2 separate regions of the Homo sapiens genome follow, and region 2 is linked to region 1. A link is a contact called in ENCODE Hi-C or POLR2A ChIA-PET data. All regions are on one chromosome and are shown on one strand. The core of a region is the stretch at or near the end of the contact, and the rest is flanking DNA. Distances in the headings are between cores, read along the strand shown. Region 1 overlaps AUTS2 (activator of transcription and developmental regulator AUTS2). Region 2 overlaps AUTS2 (activator of transcription and developmental regulator AUTS2).

Region 1 (5,611 bases), core at 2,791-5,290:
AAGGTCAAGAATTCTGGCAGAGTTTGATTTATCTCTGCTCCCTTGATAGCAGCTAGCCTTGGAGGCATAGAAGCTCTTGACAAGTACTATGAGTCAGAAGGCCACATGTGACTAGGTCCCTGCCCACCTCTCCAGGGTCAAATAGATCTTGCCTTTTTCCCCAGCCCCTCCCTGCACTGTTCCTGAAGAGGGCTGTGTTTTTCTTTCCAAGCCCTCCCATTTATTTACATTCCTTCTATCTGGAGTACTTCTTACCCCCTCACCTTTTTACCTGGCTAATTCTTATATATCTTTTAGATAATTCTACATAAATAACACTTCTTTCACCTTTCCTAAACTAGAATAGGTATTCCTGCTGTATGCTTCTATGGTCCCCTCATTTCCCCTAGAATAACTTACTACAGTTTTTCGTTCATACTTACTGTTATCCCCCTGGACTGTCTGTTCTGCTAGGATAAGGATTCTTGCTCACCATTTCCTCATTGCTAGGCATAAGGTATGGGACATAGCAGGTTATCAATAAACATTTTTTGACTGAATAAAAGCATAATAAAACAATATGTTAATTAATGGGGTGACTGGCAGGGATCTAGTTGCCAATTTCAGCATTGGTAATTAACATGGCTAGATTTAGCTGCTAGGTTCTATGAGAAAGAATGATTAAAAATAAACAGAAAGGAGATGGAAGTTGATACGATTAAAAACATTTTATGTGCCTGCTGATGGACCTAAAACTGGGCAAACCTTTCTGCAAATAAAGCTCTACCTTGATGGTCTTATTGATATACCATATATACATATATATGTATGTATATAAATAAGATATACCTATATATAAAATATTTATACCTATATATGGTATATAAATGAATATAAATATAAGATATATAGGTATATATATGTGGTGTATATATACATAAATATGTTTGTGTATGTATAATAAAAGACATTACTCTCCATTGAAGTGTTTACTACATTATGTACTATCTTAAAACAAAACTTCCCACAGGTGTCAGTACAAACATGCATTTGTTCATTTATTCATTCATTCAACAGTTTTGTTGATTGTTTGATATATGTCAGGCACTTTTCTAGGTGCTCAAGACACAACAGTGAACAAAACAGACAACAATCTCTCTGACTCAATGGAACATGCATTTTAGTGGAAGGGAATGTCAATAAAGAAACGTCTAATATCTAGAGTATTAGAAACTGGTAAGTGCTAGGAAGGAGGAAAGGGGGCCAGGAAATGATGTGATGTGTGCTGTTGTGGTGGTGGGGCATGCAATTTTAGATTCAGTGGCCAGGAAAGGAGTCACTGAGAAGGCAACTCTTGAGTAATTACCTAAAAGGGGGTGAGGAAGTAAGCCAGGTGGGTATTTGGGAGAAGTGAGGTAGGACAGTGTGCATAGCTCTTTGGAATGTGCTCCTCATCCCTCATGTTTATTACGTTGGCCAGACCAGCAGGTTGGGCTTTCAGTGGCCTGTTTGATCAGAATCTGCAAATGTTTCCTGTCTTTGGATAGTTTCCCTGACTAAATCTTAGCCTGAAGACGTATGTTAAGGGGAGAGCGTATGTTTCTTCTTGCCAACTTAGTTTTATGGAAAAGGCCCTAAGGAAAAAGCCTGTCTTTTCCTTTTCATGGGTCAGAATTTGTGTTTTGTTATTTTCTAAGCTCTAGTTTGTGGTGGAACCACCTCTCTCAGATCTTGTTTTTCCTTCAGGGCACAGTGTATTTCTCACTTAAGTAGTTTATGCAGTCTTATCACAGTGTCCCCTGCATGGGGACCTGATAACTTACTCTGATTGATAACGGAAGGGCTTTTCTGTCTACTTCTGTCTCCTTGATGGCTTCCTTATCTGTTGTCCTGTAACACTAACTGTGAACTCATTTCATTAGGTAATGAAATGTTATCTTCTGTAATTGCTTATTTGTGCAGCAGTCTTGTCTCTGCAACTGGAGAGGAACTTTAGGTTCTTTCTGAACCTTAGAGTACTGGCTCATAGTGCCTGTGCTATAACCATCATTGATTGCTGTTGGTCAAAGCACCTGACTTTTTGGGGTAAGTAAACCAACATCTTGCTTTTCAGTGTTTTGTTTTTCTGGATTACCCATCTATGCTTTGGGTTTAATGCTCCTTAGGACTTGGCCTTAGTATGCTGCTGGAGAGCCCAAGGGAACAGTATATTAGTAAGGGATGAATTCTTTGTGAATTCTTAAATCTTCCATTGCGAAGATCTTTGTACAGAATACTGGTTCTGTTTATATTGACAGTTCTTCAGAGAATTGTGTGTTGACTGTTCATGGCAGAAACACCATAAGTTAATTGCTGTTTCAAATTTCATTGACACTTTCCCCCTCATTTGGAGGTCATTTCCTCAAAAATGTCGTTGTCCACATGACAGTTTGTGTATGCTTAATAAAAGAGAATGACAAACCCAAGTTCAGCTGTTGTTACTGGACTGGGTGGTTTTTAGCTCCTCCCACAATGGGCAATAATCAGTTTGGGGTCTCAGCAGAATTATAAATACCTGCATTTCATAGTCTTCCTGAAGGAATTGCTTTACTTGGAATACTGTAGTTCAGACTGCTGATGTACCGTGCACTCCTTTCTCTTTGATGATCAGCTCTGAAGTGCACCAATTGGAGAGAACTCTTGAATAAATGCTGTCACTTGTCACATGTGGTCACTTTCTGGGGACTGTGCATGTGCCAGTGGGGGCCATCTAGAAGCCACCGATGCCCACTAATATAACAAAACTCACTGGGTTTGCTTCTCTATAATGATGTTGGATTGCTTTGCTGGAAATCCTTACCATCTTGGTTTCTCTCCTCTGTTTCCTGTAAACACCAAATAAAAGTCCTTGCATACAAATGTTACCATCTTTGGAAAAAAAAAAAGTCCTTGTAGTTGTTAACAGTTACAGAAAATATAACCTGAAGACTTGGAGTCAAAAAACAAATCCCTGCCTTCCCATACAGTCAGTACCAGCTATAAGCTAATTAAACTCAACTGTTCCCACCTGTTCCCGGGGAGGCCTCTAACAGTGGCACATGCTTTTCTCTTTGGGACTTAACATTTTTCAGAACTCTTTAAATTTCATTTTCTAGGCCAGGCATGGTGGCTTTTGCCTGTAATCCCAGCACTTTGGGAGGCCAAGGCAGGAGGATTGCTTGATTCTATGAGTTTCAGACCAGCCTGGGCAACATGACAAGACACTGTCTCTACAAAATAAACAAACAAATTAGCCAGGCGTGGTTCCAGGCACCTGTGGTTCCAGCTACTCAGGAGGCTGAGGTGGGAGGATCATTTGAGCCTGTGTGGTTGCGGCTGCAGTGATCATTGTTTGCACCACAGCACTCTAGCCTGGGTGACAGAGTGAGACTCTTGTCTCAAAGAAAATTTTTTTTCATTTTCCATTGACACCATACTAAACAACGTGTATTTCCAGAATCAACCTTTATTTCCCTAAGAAAATGTAGATTGTGATGTCCCTGGTGAGCAATAAGTTAATATTGGCTGATAGTATTTGAGCAGCAGTGACAGATAGGAGGAAGACAGGAGGGAAGAGATGGGAGTGTTGCTGGGGGAGTGGGTGTGAAACCATAACACACATATATGGTCACGTACACATCTGTAGTTTACTCAAATGGCATTTTCACAAAGCACAGTAGTGTTGCAGGTATCCCCCAGTGGGCACACAGAGCTTTCAGTCCTCACTGTGTGAAACTTCTCATACCTTTGATGTTGAATTTAAGTTCATTAGTGGCTCCTATAGCATGTCAGAGGTTTACCTCACTTGGTTCCTGACTCAACTCTGAAATGCTGAGTTTAGGGTGGATTTGAAGTGTCACCTTCGTCTCTACTTTCTAAGAGTCAGTAAAGAGCTGCCATGATAGTTAATCCTATAGTGCCTCCAATGAAGACTTAAATATACTTACTAGCCCAGACTTTGCTTTATCATTCTCCTGATCTATTAGTTTTATTCCTGTTGACAGCCAAAATGTAGGATCATGAACCCCACAGTTACATGGATGGTGACAGACCTGAGTTGTTGTCGAGAATCGTGCTGAGTTTTGTTATCACATTTCTTGTCTCGATTTGTAGCATCTCTGGATTTTACTTCTTTACCAGAATAGTGGTTATCAAAGTGTGGTCTTCGAAGCAGCAATATCATCATCATCTGGGAACTTGTTTGCAATGCAGATTTCCAAGGCTCTACCATGACTTCCTGAATCAGAAACCTTTGAGGAGGAAGCCAGCAATCTGTGTCTTAACAAGCCCTCCTGTGATTATACCCAACTTTAAGAATCACTACACAGACAGACGTTGCTTTCCTTTTAGTCTCTTGAGCTTGTAACAGTTGATATTTTAACTTTTATATGAGAGAGGACAGTTATATCTTCCTTTAAACTCTTATTTGGTGCAGTTGATTGTCAGATGCAGAGTGCTGATGTGAGGATGGACTGTGAATATGATCCACTGTGGCAGTGTTTATAGTCTCAGCCCAATGCCTTGTTGACTTAAGTAGCAGCCTTGATAACAGGAGATAAATCTGCAAAGATACTGTGAGGTTACATGGCAAGGCTTTTAAAATACACCAACATTACATTTGTGGCAAGTGCTTTGCTCAATGTTGGCATTTTTGAAGTCACCCTTTACCTCTGCCCCCTGCCCAGAAATTTCCTTGTGAGAAATGTTTTTACGTTAGACAAACTGCCATGGGGGAGGATAGTCAGAAAGAGGAGACAAATAATACGCAGAGGCAGACTTTTTTTTACATTTGTTGCTCAGAAGAAAAAAATTCCAATGAAGAATGAAAGAGGCTTCATATCCTGAATAAAGTAAATGATCTGGGTAGGATGGTACAGGAATAGAATGTGACTATAAAAAAGAACCAAATTGTGCAGACAAGAAAATATGAAGGAAAAAAGAATAGGAAAAAGACAGGGAAAATGCAAATTCTTATGGAATATTTTTGCAAATCTGTGTACAGAAGGAACCAAGCAACGCAGATCAGTTCTTCTGAGGCTGGGAGTTCTAAAAATTATGCAGTATCAAGGAAGGCTTTCTTCCTGAGTCAAGTGTAGGAAGCAGAACCAACCTTTATTTCTCTATGAAGATGTATATTGTGATGTCCCCAGTGAGCAATAAGTTAATATTGGATGATAGTATTTAGGCAGCAGTGACAGAAAGTTTTCTTTCTCCTGACTGAATCTCACACCAAGGTCCCTTTTTATTTTTAATTGTTTAGTTTAATTTTTGTTTTTTGTTTTTTGAGACAGGGTCTTACTCTGTTGCCCAGGCTGGAGTGCAGTGGCGCGTTCATAGCTCAACTACATCCTCAAACTCCTAGGCTCACACGATTCCCCCACCTCAGCCTCCTGAGTAGCTGGGACTATAGGCACGTGACACCACACCTGGCTAATTTTGTAACTTTTGATAGAGACACACACGGTCTTGGTCTTGCTATGTTGCCCAGGCTGGTCTCAAGCGGTCTTCCTACCTCCACCTCCCAAAGTGGGATTACAGATGGGAGCCACCATGCCCAGCCAAGGCTTTTTTTTTTTTTTTTTTTTTTTTTTTTTTTAAACCAGCGTCACAACCA
Region 2 (5,403 bases), core at 2,087-4,586, 36 kb after region 1:
TCCAACTTTATAGAGATTATTATGAGGATTCTGTGAAACAAATGCACATAGATAGTTAGGCAGTCCTGGTAATTGGGAAGACATCAATAATGATGTAAGTTATCCATGTCCCTAGTCCTTTATTTCTTACAACAACAATCCTTTCAAGACAGTAGTACTTTCCCTATTTTGAAGATGCTCAGAGAGGTTAATTTGCCCAAGGTTACCCAGCTAGAACTTGGTAGGGTTCAGCTTTGAATCTAGACGTCTCTCTCCTGGTTACCTTTTGTTCTCTTTATGCTACTCAGGGGGCCCAAAATGATTCCAGCTGCTTCCTGCTTCATTATCCCCCTAAGTGCCCCACTGAGAGGAGTCTACAATTGCCTGCCCCTCCTCTCCCTGCCTCCTGGTCTTGCCATGAGTCACTGCTGAGCCATTTGTGTCAGAGAGGAAAATGGGGGCTTGCTATTCACATGTAGCAATTTGCTATGTGTTCTTGCTTATTTGCCAGGGACACCAGCAGAGAAGCGTTCATCAAGAGGCGTCATGTTTGTTAAGGGACCACATGGTGTATTTTAAAAGCTCTTAACTCTCTCTGGTATCATCGATTATGCTTTAGCATAAGAAATAAAGTGACACTGAGCCTCTTATTAATAATACACGTTTTCCATTTAACTTTGACTGGTTAAATCTGGCATAAAATGCAGACTTGCAAACCAGCCTCCCTGGGATGTGTAGCTTCTCTTAGGCTATTTATGATGCGGATCTCTGTTGAGCAGCAGCCTCTGCCTGCAGCTAAGGCTCTGGACTAGATGTTCTCTTTTCCTTTTCTCTCTTGATGGCATGGATTGTTTTGTTTCACAAGGCTCATGTTCTAGATGGGATTGTAGCTGGTCTACTACAAGCTGGTCTAGTTGGGATTGTAGATTGGTATGGATAAATACTGAAATGGGAGCTGGTATCTGACAACTGGAGGGGTTATATATGTGCCCCCATATTCTGATCAAGCTTTGGCATTTTGTGCATTTGGCAAAAGTCAGTGGTCAATATTTGAAGTTTGCATGAAGTTAGAAGAATTTTGGGCTCTGAATATGAGATGACTTAGAGATAATATGTTTATTTTACAGATAAAGAATCAGGCCTAAAGCGATTGATGATGATGATGATGATGATAGCAGAATCTCTAACAATGGTTAAGCCAGACACTGTTCAGAGTGATTTTTGTGTTAACTTGCTTGATCTTCACAATGACTCTGTCAGGTAGACAGTATTATTATCCCTGTTTTACAAGTGAGGAAACTGAGGCACAGAGAGTTTCAGTCATTTGCCCAAGCCACATAGCTGGCAGGTGATAGAGCTGGGGTTTGTACCCAGGCTATCTGGATCCATCAAAACCTTTGCTATCTGTGTATCACTACACTGTAGCTTGTCCAGAGTTACAAAGCTGGGCAGGAATAGTCCAGGACCCAAATCCCAGTCTTTTGTTGGCTGAACTATATTTGTTATTTAAAGATTCTTTTAGCAGTGGAACTCTTCTTTAAATGGAGATATTACTAGATAGCACAACCAAATAAAAAAAGTGGAAACTTAGCTGCTGTGGTTTAAGTGGGATAGGCCAGGCATTGACCATGCATTCCCTTTATTCAGCCCTTGCTGTGGCTTCTGAGAAAGCCACATGGAGCATAGTTTTATTTTATTTATTTTAATTTTTAGTCCCTACAACAAGACTCACAGTAGGGATATGATTTTAAACCCTGGCTCTAGTTAGGGATATGAGCTCCAGATTGCTCTCTTTTGGGTCACAATTAAAATCCTAACCGGCAACAGATATTTTTGGTCAGATCTGGTCATTCTCTCTGCCTCCGTACCCATTGGGGGCAAACTATGAAGCTTTTGTAGCTGCATTATTGTAGATTTGCAGGATTTCTGTTCGTAATCAGAATCGGGTATGTGTTAGAAAAAGGCCTTCCTGAGTGTATGAACCCCTTTGCCTGCTGACAGTCTCTGGGCTGGAGTTAACATTAACATCTGCATGCCCAGAGGACAGTGAATTGCTAACTTTTCACTGGCTTTCTTTTTGCTTGGACATTTTACAGTGCTCCAGGGTCATCATTCTGGGCAGTACTTACCTTGTAAGTACCTGATTTTGGCTCTTTTCTCACTCACTAGTCTGTGATCTAGTCTTCTCTCTGTGTCTGCAGAGTTCAGTCCCATTTCTGGAGCAAAGCAGTAGCTCAGTAAATGTCAGTGGAGTTTTTTGAATCACTTTTTATTATTCCAGATTATAGGCATATATGTATAGATCAAGTAGGCTGAATATGACTTAATCCCCAAGTTTCTTCTATAATAGGACCTTATTTTATCTCTCCAAGTAATGGAATAAAGGGATGGAAGCTGGTCTAGTTGGGGTTGTAGATTTATAAACAAGACATTAATCTGAAGCTTATATTCTTTTAGAGAGTTACAAGAAAACCCAAGATCTCCCCCCATCCCCAATTAAACACTTTGTTCTTTGTAAGGATAGTAGAGTAGTAGGAGTGGGGGTATTCAGGAAAGCAGGTCTTAAGGCAGAAGAATCACATCAACATCCCAAGTTCTATTCCTCACTGCCTCACGAATGGTCTGCTAGCCACCTGCAGTTGTTGTTGTTGTTGTTGTCGTGTTTTGTAGGTAAAGGAAATATGGCAGGAGAGTGAAGTATAAGAGGTCCAGGAGCTTGGTGGAGGTGGAGGAGAGGGGGGATGGGGAAAGATAAAGAGGCAGATAAGAAACAGGAATCATTGTAGACCAGTGGTTTTCAGAGTGTGGTCCCTGGACCAACAGCTTCAGTGTCAGCTGGGAACTTATTAGAAAGGCAAATTTGCTGGTTTCACTCTAGACCCAGTGAGTCAGGAACTCTGATGGGGGTGGGCAGCGTCTTTGAAAACCTTTACTTCACTAACTTTTTCCCCCTCTATCTTAAATATTCCCAATTGTTTTAGGTTTTAGTTGATTCCCATATTATACTTCAATTGTGTGTCAGTGAGTAGGTCTGTATTAAAGGAGAACTGTTGAGGAAACATAAAGAAATCTCTTTGTATTCCAAAAAGCGTTTCTCAGAGTTAAATTACATGTTTTGTTAGTGTCTGTTGCTTTTGTTCAGATTAAGCTCTGAAACAAAATTAAGATTCTCGTCAAGGCTTGAGCTTATTAATAGCTGTTTCATTTGTTTAGCGCTAATTTAAAATGTCTGATATCTGTAGAGGAAGTGCTTTATAAAAACACATACTTGTTAAGTGTTCCACTAGGAGAAGCACTGTGAAGTCCAAAGGATGTGGAGATTAGGCAAATAACTGTGGTTTTGTTGAGCTCTCTTCAGTGTAATATATGTGTGGGTGGGATAAGAACACTGGGCTTCACAGGTCGAAGAGGCTTCCACTGGTCAGATTTCAGACAATTTGTGCATTCAAGAGAATTACTGCAACTGAGTGTAAAACACTGAACAAATAAAAATTCTTGAACTCATAGTGATGAGAGATGGGGTGGGAGGAGAGAAAGAGACAGACAGACACTCTGGGCATCATTGGAGGTGACTATGATGTCAACTTCTCATTCTATAAATTGTAAATTACATGAAACAAACACCCTGTCTTTACTGAGAAACTGTAGTTCTTTCATGATTGGTAAGAGAAACCTCTGCTTTACAAATGGATGCTACCAAATAAAATATAGAAGGATACAGAATATCAGCATTTGCATCCTGCAGTGAAAATTTGAACAGGCAAGTGCCGTCAATGCAAAACTAGTTGAAAGCATGTTGGGGAACAGAATAATCTTATTAGAGAATAACCCACAAATTACCAGCAAAGGGGAAAGTATACCCTTAACAATGGCGGTCACCACCTTAACAAAGTGGTTCAACTTAGCATCACAGTGGTAGGATAGCCTGACAGTAGGAGCTTCCTGATGTGACGAACTACACAGCATCACCAACAATTTATGCCAAAAATGTTTAACCTGAATCTAACCAGGTGTATTAGGCTGTTCTTGCATGGCTATAGAGAAATGACTGACACTGAGTAATTTATAAGGAAAAGAAGTTTAATTGGCTCATGGTTTTGCAGGCTTTGCAGGAAGCATGGTGCTGGCATCTGCTCAGCTTCTAGAAGGAGGAGAGGGGTTGGCACATCACATGACGAAAGCAGGAGCAAGCAAGAGAGAGTGTGGGGGAGGTGCCACATACTTTTAAATGACCAGATCTTTCAAGAACTCACTATCACAAAGACAGCACCAAGCCATGAAGGATCCACTCTCATGATCCAAACACCTCCCACCACCAGCATTGGGGATTACAATTCAACATCAGGTTTGGGCAGGGACAGATATCCAAACTATAACACAAGGTTTACAGAAAATAGAAGGGTTTGAAAAACAAATTAATCCACACCAGGAAGAAACAGACCAAAAATGTGGGTCATTCTCAAGAAAACTGGTATGTCTGATCTTTTCAAAAAGCCAGTGTCGTGAAACAAATTGCTGGTGGGTATTACTCCGGATTACAAGAGACTAAGGGAACATAACAGTCAAATTCAGTGTACAAATCTTGATGGGATCTGGCTTAAAAATTATAACTGCTGTAAAAGATGTTTGAGGCAGTTGTAGAAATTTGAATATGGACTGGCTATCAGATAACATTAGGAACTTAATGTCTTAGGTGTGATAGTATTTTGGTTGTGTTAGGAAAATATCTTTATTCTTAGGAGTTGCTTATTAAGTATTTCATGAAAGTATCATATCTGCAATTCACTTTCACATGGTTCCATGAGAGAGACGAGTGCATAGATAAGGTGATTTTGGCAAAGTTTTAACAATTTTGAATCTAAATAGTAGGCATATGGGTGTTTGTTTTATATTTATATTTATATTCAGCATAGAGAAAGCTGTGAATTCAGGAAAAGTTTATATGTAATTTCTGAGATTTCTAGCTCATGCATGCATTTCTGTTTGAGAATGCCTTATCTAGAATTTTTTATCAAGAAATCTGAATGGTGTTTAAGAATATCTTATCTAGAAATATGTTGGCATCTTAATATTATGGTTTGGTAGATAAAATGGATTTTTTTAAAAAAAGACTTGCAAAGAAGTGGATGAAATGCTAATATAAGAAAATTAGATTTTATAAGGAACATGTGACCAGATAAACTTGTCCTAATTATTGTGAGTCTCTTTAAAGCACATACCTTAGGACATTGTGTGTTGACGCTTTTACTGTTCATAACATATTCTTTAAGAATTCTCTCAGAGCCTTAAGATGATTTGTTTTTGAGAAACATCTGAAGTCTCCTGTAGCTTATTCTGATGTTATGAAGTAAGTGACTAAATTTTGATCACAGAAGTGTGTGACAGGGAAGTAGTGGGATATTCTTTGCCCCTCTTTGTGTCCTG

The links. Hi-C counts contacts between places; a loop is a spot of excess contacts on that map. ChIA-PET counts read pairs that join two places held with the same protein, here RNA polymerase II (POLR2A). Pooled maps may share reads with other maps.
Region 2: a loop to region 1 is called in a map with no recorded cell type, with 9 times the contacts of the local background. The contact joins two enhancer-like sites. A Hi-C loop is called at or near these places in 1 of 168 maps with a recorded cell type or tissue (GM12878), 27 of 37 single-sample maps with no recorded cell type and 7 of 50 pooled maps. POLR2A ChIA-PET finds 5 or more read pairs at or near these places in 6 of 52 experiments (B cell, GM10248, GM12878 and 3 more).

What each region holds. Positions count from the first base shown.
Region 1 is chr7:69,800,636-69,806,246 of GRCh38, forward strand. All of the region lies in intron 1 of AUTS2 (activator of transcription and developmental regulator AUTS2), which reads left to right. Among named protein-coding and RNA genes, the nearest start is that of AUTS2, 200 kb to the left of the region's middle. RefSeq lists an enhancer at 3,498-3,547. Within about 2 kb of position 4,041, at least 2 of the 41 ENCODE cell types and tissues checked have a DNase peak (open chromatin) inside an H3K27ac peak, as active enhancers do; they include GM12878 and OCI-LY7, where a contact is called at or near this core.
Region 2 is chr7:69,837,172-69,842,574 of GRCh38, forward strand. All of the region lies in intron 1 of AUTS2 (activator of transcription and developmental regulator AUTS2), which reads left to right. Among named protein-coding and RNA genes, the nearest start is that of AUTS2, 240 kb to the left of the region's middle. RefSeq lists an enhancer at 3,352-3,471. Within about 2 kb of position 3,337, at least 2 of the 41 ENCODE cell types and tissues checked have a DNase peak (open chromatin) inside an H3K27ac peak, as active enhancers do; they include GM12878 and OCI-LY7, where a contact is called at or near this core.